2 separate regions of the Homo sapiens genome follow, and region 1 is linked to region 2. The links are chromatin loops, found by intact Hi-C in ENCODE. Cell type or tissue: K562. All regions are shown on one strand. Links, peaks and the distances in the headings refer to the core of each region. The heading gives the core; the rest is flanking DNA.

Region 1 (5,385 bases), core at 121-5,120, 58 kb after region 2:
GAAAAAGAAAGAAAGAAATACTATGAACAATGTGATCAATAAAACTGATAAGCTTCTAGCAGGTTAACTAAGGAAGAAAGACACAGGACACAAATTACTAATATTAGAAATGAAAGAGGTGGCCGGGCGTGGTGGCTCACACCTTTGATCCCAGCACTTTGGGAGGCTGAGGCAGGCGGATCATCTGAGGTCAGGAGTTTCAGATCAGCCTGGCCAACATGGCGAAACCCCATCTCTACTAAAAATACAAAAATTAGCCAGGCACACTACTCAGGAGGCTGAGGCACAAGAATCGTTTGAACCCTGGAGGCGGAGATTGCAGTGAGTCAAAGATCATGCCACTGCACTCCAGCCTGGGCCACAGAGCGAGACTCCATCACAGAAAAAAAAAAAAAAAAAAGAGAGAGAAAGAGGGGACAACCAATAGTACAGATTCCATAAACATTAAAAGAATAATTAAGGAATACTATGAACAATGCTTTGCTCATGAATTTGATAATTGAGATTAAATGAGCCAATTCCTTGAAAGCCATAATCTACCAAAATTCACACAAGAAGAAATAGGCAATCTTAATTGGCCTATATTATTAAAGAAATTGAATCAATAATAACCTTCCAAAAGAGAAAGCACCAGGTCCAGACACATTCACTGGTGAATTCTACCAAACTTTTAAAAAGACATTATACCAATTCTCTACAATTTCTTTCAGAAGATAGAAGCAGAGGAAATACTCCCAAACTCATTCTATGACGCTAGTATCACTCTAATACCAAAACCAGGAAACGACATTACAAGAAAACTACAGACTAATATCGATCATGAACATAGATGCAATTACCTTCAACAAAATATGAGTATACTAAACCTAACGATGTAACAGAAGAACTATACACTACAACCAAGGTATTTATCCCAGATATGCAAAGCTGGCTCAACATTTAAAATCATTAATGTAATTCATCACAGGAACAGGCTAATAAGTCATGTGATCATATAAATAGATGCAGAATAAGCATCTGACAAAATACAACACTCATTCATGATAAAGACTCTCAGTAAATTTAGAGAGAAATTTCCTCAACTTGACAAGCAATATCTACAAAAAACCTACTGTTAACCTCATTCTTCATGGTGAGAAACTAGGAGCTTTCCCACTTAGATAAGGAACAAGACAATGGTGTCCCCTCAATACTCCTTTTCAATATCATACTAGACGTCCTAGCTAATGCAATAAAATAAGGAAAGGAAATAAAAAGTATATAGATTGAAAAGGAAGACATAAAACTGTGTTTGTTCACAGATGACAGGATCATTTATGTAGAAAAGCCAAAAGAATTAACAAAAAAATTACTGGAACCAATAAACAATTATAACAAGGTTGCAGGATACAATGTTAACATACAAAAGCCAACTACTTTCCTATAAACCAACAATGAACACACAGAATTTGACATAACACAATTTACATTAGTACCACAAAATATGAAACACTTAGGTATAAACCTAACAAAATTTGTGTAAGACCTTTATGACAAAAACTACAAAACTCTGATTAAAGCAATCAAATAACTAAATAAATACATATTCTATGTTCATGGATAGGAAGACTCAAGCTTTTGTTGTTGTTGTTGTTTCAAAGAGATGGGGTCTCACTCTGTCACCCAGGCTAGAGTGCATGGTGCAATCATTACTCACTGTAACCTCAAGCTACTGAGCTCAAGTGATACTCCAGCCTTAGTCTCCCCAGTAGTTGGGACTACAGGAATATGCCACCATACATGGCTAACTTTTTTTTTTTTTTTTTTTGGTAGAGACAGGGTCTCGCTATGCTGCCCAGGCTATTCTTTTAACTCCTGGCCTCAAGAAATCCTATTGCCTCTGCCTCCCAAAGCAATGAGATTACAGGTGTGAGCCACCGCCCCCAGACAGGAAGACTCAATATTGTAACAATGTTAGTTATTCCCAACTTGATCTATAGGGTCAACGCAATCTCAATGAAAATTTCAGGAAGTTATTCTGTGAGTATTGACAAACTGATTCCAAAGTTTATGTGGAAAGACAAAAGACTTAGAATAGCCAACACAATATGGAAGGAAAGAACAAGGTTGGAGGACTAACACTGCCCAACCCAACACTTACTATGAAGCAACACTCATCAAGACAAGGGTGAAAGAACAGATAAACAGATCAATGAAACAGAACAGAGAGCCCAGAAATGGATTCACATAAATGTATCAACTGGCTGGGCACGGTGGCTCATGACTGTAATCCCAGCACATTGGGAGGCCCAGGCAGGTGGATCACTTGAGGCCAGGCGTTGAAGACCAGCCTGGCCAACATGGCAAAACCCCATCTCAACTAAAAATACAAAAATCAGCAGGGCATGGTGGCATGTGCCTGTAATCTCAGCTACTCAGGAGGCTGAGAAAGGAGAATTGCCTGAACCTGGGAGGAGGAGGCAGAAGTGAGCCAAGATTGTGCCACTACACTCCAGCCTGGGTGACAGAGCAAGACTCCGTCTCAAAAAAAAAAAAAAAAAAAAACAACTAATCTTTGAAAATGGAGCAAAGGCAATACAAGGGAGAAAAGATAGCCTTTTGAACAAATTGTACTGAAACAACTGGACATTCACATGCAAAAAAATAAATAAAGAAATCTAAACAGACCTTAAACTCACCACAAAAAAAAAACTCAAAATGAATCACAGACCCAAATCTAAAATACAAAACTTGAAAACTCCTAGAAGAAAACATAGGAGCAACTCTAGCTGACCTTGAATTTGGCAATGACTTTTTAGATATGACACCAAAGGCAGGAAACTGATAAGCTGGTATCACGGTTTGAATGTCTGCCTCCTCCAAAACTCATGTTGAAACTTAATCCTCGATGTGGTAGTATTGAGACACAGGGCCTTTAAGAGGTGACTGGGTCATAAGGGCTCTCACCAAAATTCTTGGATTAATAGATAATGTATTCATGAGTTAATGGATTAATGGGTTATCATGGGAACAGAACTGGTGGTTTTGTAAGTAAGAGACCTGAGCTAGAACACGCAGCCATGTGAAACCCTGCACCACCTTGGGACACTTTAGAGAGTCCTCACTAGCAAGAAGGCCCTCATAAGATGCAGTCCCTCAACCTTGGACTTCTCAGCCTCTACAACTGAGAAACAAATTCCTTTTCTTTATAAATTACCTAGTTTCAGGTAATTTGTTAGAAGCAATAAAAAACAGATTAAGATAGCTGGACTGCATTAAAATTAAAATTTTCTGCTCTGTGAAAGGCACTGTCAAGAGACTGAAAAGAAAAGTCACAGACTGGGAGAAAATATTTGCAAAACCTACATCTGATAAAGTAGCATCCAAAATACATAAAGAACTCTTAAAATTCAACAATAAGAAAACAATCTGATTTTTTTTTTTTTTTTTTTTTTTGAGACAGAGTCTCGCTCTGTCACCCAGGCTGGAATGCAGTGACGCGATTTCTGCTCACCGCAACTTCCACCTCCCAGGTTTAAGTGATTCTCCTGCCTCAGCCTCCTGAGTAGTTGGGACTACAGGTGCGCACCACCATGCCTGACTAATTTTTGTATTTTCAGTAGAGACAGGGTTTCACCATGTTAGCCAGGCTGGTCTCGAACTCCTGACCTCAGGTGATCTGCCTGTCTCAGCCTCCCAAAGTGCTGGGATTAGAGGGGTGAGCCACCATGCCCGGCCACAACCTGATTTTTTTAAAGGGCCAGACACATCACCAAAGATATACAGATGGCAAACACACATGCAAAGAGATGCTCCATATCAGACACTATCAGGGAAATGCAAATTAAAACCACAATGAAATACCACTACCCACTTAGCAGAATGGATAAAATCCAGAGCAATGACAAACCAAATGCTGGTGAGGATGTGAGGCAAGAAAAACTAGTGGGAATGCAAAATGAAACAGCCACTTTGAAAGACAGCTTGGTGGTTTTTTACAAAACCAAACATTCTTATCAAACACATCCAGCACTTATTCGTTGTTATTTACTCAAAGGAGATGAAAACATATTTCTACACAAAAGCCTACATATGGATACTTATAGCAGCATTATTCATAACTGCCAAAATTTGGAAGCAAACAAGACATTGTTCTGTCGGTGAATAGATTTGATGAAAAAAAAAAAAGCAAGCTGTGCTACATCCAGACTATGGAATATTATTTAACACTAAAAGGAAATATGCCATCAAGCCATAAAAAGCCATGGAGGCCGGGTGTGGTGGCTCACGCCTGTGATCCCAGCACTTTAGGAGGCTGAGGCAGGTAGATTACTTGAACCCAGGAGTTTGAGACCAGCCTGTGCAACATGGCGAAGACTCATCTTTATTAAAAAAATAGAAAAATGACCAGGCACTGTGGCTCATGACTGTAATCTCACCACTTTGGGAGGCCGAGGCAGGCGGATCACGAAATCAGATCGAGACCATCCTAGCTAATACAGTGAAACCCCATCTCTACTAAAAATACAAAAAATTAGCCAGGCTTGGTGGTACACGCCTGTAGTCCCAGCTACTCAGGAGGCTGAGGCAGGAGAACTGCTTCAACCCGTGACGTGGAGGTTGCAGTCAGCAGAGATTGCACCACTGCACTCCAGCCTGGGCAGCAGAGAGGGATTCTGTCTGAAAAAAAAGAAAAATTAGCCAGGCATGGTTGGACATGACTGTAGTCCCAGCTACCTGGAAGCAGGAGGATCACCTGAGCCTAGGAGGTGGAGGTTGCAGTGAACCGAAATGGCGCCACTATACTCCATCCCAGGCGACAGAGCAAGACCCTCTCTCAAAATAATAATAATAATAATAATAGTAATAATAAAGACATGGAGGAAACTTAAGTGCATATTACTAAGTGAAAGAAGCCAGCCTGAAAACTGACTGGCTGATTTCAACTCTATGACATTCCAGAAATGGTAAAACTATAGAGAGAATTAAAACATCAGTAGTTGCAGGAGGGATGAGGGATAAACAGGTGGAGCACAGGGAATTTTTAAGGCAATGAAGCTACTTTGTATACTATAATAGTGGATACATGTCATTAGAAGTTTGTCCAAACCCATGGAGTGTACAACACCAAAGAGTGAGCCCTAATGTAAACTATGGACTCTGGGTAACAATGATGTATCAATATAGCTTCATTAATTGTAGCAAATGTACCCCCCTGGAGGGGTATGTTGACAATGGAGGCTATGCATGTGTGGGAGCAGGAAGGAAACAGGAAGTCTCTGTACCCTCCTCTCAATTTTGCTGTGAACCTGAAACTACTCTGAAAAGTTGTCTTTTTTCAATGAGAAAGAATTTTTTTTACTTTATATGTTGTGCACCTTTTAAAGTCTGACGTTAATTTTTAGT
Region 2 (5,385 bases), core at 303-5,302:
GGCTGATTTATATTTTTTTAATTAAAATTATGAGATGCCAACCCATCAGTGGCCTCATTTCCATTTCTACTCAAATAAGCGAACAGTATACAAAATTGGTAACTCCTAATACCAGTACACACTAGACATCAATATATATTTCTTTTTAAAATGTAAAAGCTCCTTCTTTATTCTTTTACGTAACTGGTATTTTTTAAAAAGAAAGTATGGTTTCTCATAAATATACTATTTTTTAAACTGACATGAAACGATGGTAGGGAGAATATAAGGTAATGGGAACTCTCATATCCTACCCTAAGGAGCTTAAAATGATAAAGTTTTCAAAGGTAATCGCATTGTCTATCAAAACTTAAAAGGCAGTAGAACAGAAAATAGGAGAATCTAGGAAGGGCAGGGGGAAGGTGGGGGAATAGGGAGAGATTTGTTAAAAGATACAAAATTGCAGCTAGATAGGAGAAATAAGTTCTAGTGTTCTATACCACTGTAGGATGACCATAGTAATAATATACAGTTTCAAACAGCTAGAAGGAAAATATTGAATGTTCTAACACAAAGAAATGATAAATGTCTGAGATGATAGATATGCTAATAACTCTGGTAAGATCACTATACACTGTAAGTATCAAAACATCGCTATGTAACCCATGAATATGTACAATTATGATGTCAATTTTAACAAATAAAATGTAATATAATTTTAATATGAAATCTTATACTAATAAGCACTCATCCCAAAGTATGAAGTGATATATCAATGAATATTACATAATTATTTTTAATAACTAAAAAGTAGTCATTCTAAATGTTCCTCTATAAGGAATTGAATAAATCATTATATTCACACAACAAAGCACATTTCAAATGAGACAGGAAGATGTCTATGATGTACTAAATGAAAAAGCAAGTATCAGAATGACTTGGACAATAAGTCTCATTTTTTCAAATTCTGCTAATAAAAATGTGTATGTGCATGCTTAAATATGTATACATATTAAAATATGCATGGAAAACAGCTATAATACATATCAAACTTGCAGAGGGTTTACAGAAACTCCCTTCTAATAAATAGCATATTAATTTATAGGTACAGCTATTTACTCCCTAAAATTAAAAAAAAATCATAGAGAATATTTTAAACTGTTTTAATCAAATATTTGAAAACTTGAAGCATTTTTTCATCTTTTTCCTAATTTTCCTTTCCTCTAATGTTTGTTAGTTACTATATGCAAGCTGATGTTTATCCTAAAACATATTAACCATTATCCTCTCAAACTTTAAAGAACATTATATTTACCTTTGCAGGATTACACATAACAAAAATACTATGATACAAAATAATCCTTGTTCTATTCAAAGATTTAACTTTTTAATATTTCAGCCCAAATATTCATTATCTTTTAAAATAAAACAATGGAACATATTTTTAAACAAAATTTAAATGGTTTCTATAGTAACAGACACAATTCAGTATCTTATTTTTTGTTTACATATCCTATAGGTGTAACTAACATACTGTCAATAACGCTTCAAAATATTTTCCAAAGATCAAAACTATTAAGTGCATTATAGTTTTATCTTGACTTACAGCATAAATATTTCTCCAGCTATACTTGAAGAAAAATTTTATTAAAAAAGTAGGCCAACTATATACTTCATTAAACATTTTAATATTTAAACTTGATTTTCAAAATATTCCTGCTCACTAGAATTCATACTTGTAAAAATAGTTTTACTTTCCTAAAATACTTTTTTAAAGGATGCAAAGAAATACGTTTTTACTTTACCTAGTTGTTGGTGTTCGTATTTGTCATAATTACTATGACAGAAATTGGTTCCACCTTGCTCATCCACCGTCTTCTCAGATGAAAGTGAGCTAAGACGTTTCATCTTAACTAATCTTGGGGAACTTTCCTCAGTACTAGTATCCAAAACCACATCTCCCGAAAGAATGGGAGGAACAACTCTCTTTAAAAAATCCATTTTAAGGTTCTTCTACATTACTAGGCCCACAAGCACACAGAAAGGTGCCTATACCAACTTCCTTGATGAGAAGTTCAGGTACACTATTTGTGTCAAAGAGCAAATAAACGTCATATGAATTTAGGCGGTGCTAAACCCCAGTCAGTCAATTGCCAGCTGTTTTGAAGCTGATTTTCAGGACATTACTGTTTGTGCTGATAACAAACCAAACAGCTATAGACCATGAAACTGCCCTTCATGTACGCGTACATGTACAATGGGTGTTAACGACAATACTGAGACCATAAAATATTGAGCGTCCATCTAGTTTAACATTTAGATTTTGAAAACTTTCACTGTGATCATGTAAAGAGAAATTTACTTTGGCCTGAGGTGTGTCTTCCTTTTAAATAAACTTAGAGCTGACGTGTAAAACAGCAACTTGTATTCAAAAGATAATTCTTATCATTTTGAAAATTCACTAACAGACCTCAGGAATGTCAACTTTTATAAAACATGAAAAGGAGTCATTTAAAACTTTATTCTATATTACAAACATTCTAAAGTTACTTTTAAACACCAAAAAAACTCCCTATTACAATCAATGATACTTATCAATAGTAATGGTGAAAACTTCAGCATGAATAACCAAAAAAATTGATAATTTTAAATATATGGATCTAAAAACATAAAGCTGAAGTACTGAAAGTATAAATTCTTAAATTCAATAAACACAGTCATCAACATTATATGTTTTTCAAAATAACTGAGCACCCTACAAAATATTTGGAAATAGCAAAAGTAGCCAATCCTACTGCTTTGATGTAATTCAGAAGTATAACAAGAGAGTACAATAAAGGAATACCTACAAAAGACTTTGAAAACTGAAAGTTCTCTCCCTTCCTTTGCCTGCCCTCTTGTGGGGTTGTTAAGTGAGCAAGAAGGAAATGAAAACACAAAGGTAACAGGGTAAAACCCCTAAGCAATCATATCTATAACTCTGAATGACACATAATAATTTAAAAAATCTGATTCACTTAGTGAAACACAATACAATCTCATTCTTCCAATGCTCAACATGAAGAAAATGATTTGCATAGTATTTCAAAAGATGAACCACAAATGGTCTACATAGAAATCAGGAAAAAATGGTTGAAAAAATTAACTCTAGATGGATTAAAGACTTAAATCTAAGACCTAAAAGCATAAAAACCCTAGAAGAAAACCCAGGCAATACCATTCAGGACACAGGCATGGGCAAAGACTTCATGACTAAAACTCCAAAAGCAATAGCAACAAAAGCCAAAATTGACAAATGGGATCTAATTAAAGAGCTTCTGCACAGCCAAAGAAACTATCATCAGAGTGAACAGGCAACCTACAGAATGGGAGAAAATTTTCACAATCTATTCATCTGACAAAGGGCTAATATCCAGAATCTATAAAGAACTTAAACAAATGTACAAGAAAAAAACAAACAACTGCATCAAAAAGTGGTCAAAGGATATGAACAGACACTTCTCAAAAGAAGACATTTATGCAGCCAACAAACATACGAAAAAAAACCTCATCATCACTGGTCATTAGATAATGCAAATCAAAACCACATTGAGACACCATCTCATGCCAGTTAGAATGGCGATCATTAAAAAGTCAGGAAACAACAGATGTTGGAGAGGATATAGAGAAATAGAAATGCTTTTACACTGTTCGTGGGAGTGTAAATTAGTTCAACCATTGTGGAAGACAATGTGGTGATTCCTCAAGGATCTAGACCTAGAAATACCATTTGACCCAGCAATCCCATTACTGGGTACATACCCAAAGAATTATAAATCATTCTATTATAAAGACTCATGCACACGTATGTATATTGCGGCACTGTTCACAATAGCAAAGACTTGGAACCAACCCAAATGCCTATCAATGATAAACTGGAGAAAAGAAAATGTGGCACATATATACCATAGAATACTATGCAGCCATAAAAAAGAATGAGTTCATGTCCTTTGCACGGACATGGATGAAGCTGGAAACCATCATTCTCAGCAAACTAACACAAGAACAGAAAACCAAACACCACATGTTCTCACTCATAATTGGGAGTTGAACAATGAGAACACATGGACACAAGGAGGGGAATATCACACACTGGGGCCTGTCAGGGGGTGGGGGGCTAGGGGAGGGATAGCATTAGGAGAAACACCTAATGTAGATGATGGGTTGATGGGTGCAGCAAACCATTATGGCACGTGTATACCTATGTAACAAACCTGCACATTCTGCACATGTATCCCAGAACTTAAAGTATAATTAAAAAAAAAAAAAAGAAAAATGGGTAAATTTCTGGTTCTGAATTACTTCGTTTTTAATTCTTATTCTCCTATCACATTACTTATTAAGTCAACTAGTCTTCATTTATTTAAAAAGCATTCAAGATCCTTTCCATGTAAAGCATTAATATAGTATTAAGGTTCAGAGAAAGTTTAAGGATTTATTAATACAAATCCTGTCTCAAGAACTCCCATAGGAAAAAAACAACAAAGTCAAGTAAAAGACATAAATTTGTTGCCCTGAAGCAGGTATAGATTCAACAGGAAAAAAGCACTGACTTTTAGAAGCAGATTGTCTCTTAATCTTCAAGCATAAAAGTGTCAAAATTAAGATCCAATCAGTCTATTCCCCACAAACAGAAAAAACAACTTGTTAGAATGGTAAACTGCATGCCTTAATATGCCTAAAACTCATTCCTTTCTCCCCCTCTCTCCCTCCTTCTCTCTCTGGATATGATCCCATGTTATTTCCATTTTGTCTGTGGTTTTCCCCAGGTCCCTCTGCAGGTTGTCCTTATCTATGAAGCCCAGAAACACAGTGGTACATAGAAGAATGCTAATTCATGTTTGTTCATGACATGCAAGACAACCATTTGTGTCACTGTTAACCTCACCATTCTCAACTGCACTTTCAACTGGAGAGAGCAAGGGGTTAAGGTAATAGGGATAGGATTAGGTGTTATAGAAGATCCCACAGATTTTTCTCTGATTTCCTTCATTCAACAAATATTTGTTGAATAGCTTCTCTAATGATCTGTGCAAGATATGAAGGCATTGAAGATATGTCTCTCTACCCAAAAAGCTGACTACTTAAGAAGGGAAATATACTCTCACAGTTATAATATTCTGTGTAGGGTAGGCCAAACCTTTGTTAAGCCTGCACTGCAGTTCAATTTCCTATGCTTCATCTGCTTCCTAAGCCCCCTCGTTATAGGTGTTGATTGCTAACAAACATTGAGAGGATCCACTCTGAGACATACAGCAAAGGGGAAGTACTCCAGTAATGAAACTGTATTTATTACTGACAGGATCTATAAGGAGGAAATGCCACAAAGCCTTGTTTACATGGTGATACTTCTAAGCACTTTAGCTG

What was found. Peaks named below come from ENCODE experiments on the same cell type or tissue, not always from the same donor. Only the 100,000 strongest peaks of a DNase experiment are listed, where the experiment ranks them.
Region 1: a loop joins it to region 2, with 2.1 times the contacts of the local background. A loop is called at or near these places in 4 of 110 quality-filtered maps.

What each region holds. Positions count from the first base shown.
Region 1 is chr4:48,736,878-48,742,262 of GRCh38, forward strand. All of the region lies in intron 1 of FRYL (FRY like transcription coactivator), which reads right to left. Among named protein-coding and RNA genes, the nearest start is that of FRYL, 41 kb to the right of the region's middle. In K562, for the core only: no CTCF peak of the experiment used is centred there; a DNase peak (open chromatin) is centred at 2,844.
Region 2 is chr4:48,679,146-48,684,530 of GRCh38, forward strand. All of the region lies in intron 3 of FRYL (FRY like transcription coactivator), which reads right to left. Among named protein-coding and RNA genes, the nearest start is that of FRYL, 98 kb to the right of the region's middle. RefSeq lists a silencer at 4,787-5,081. In K562, for the core only: a CTCF peak has its summit at 2,867 (motif pointing left); DNase peaks (open chromatin) are centred at 2,156 and 4,816; H3K4me3 peaks cover 386 bases.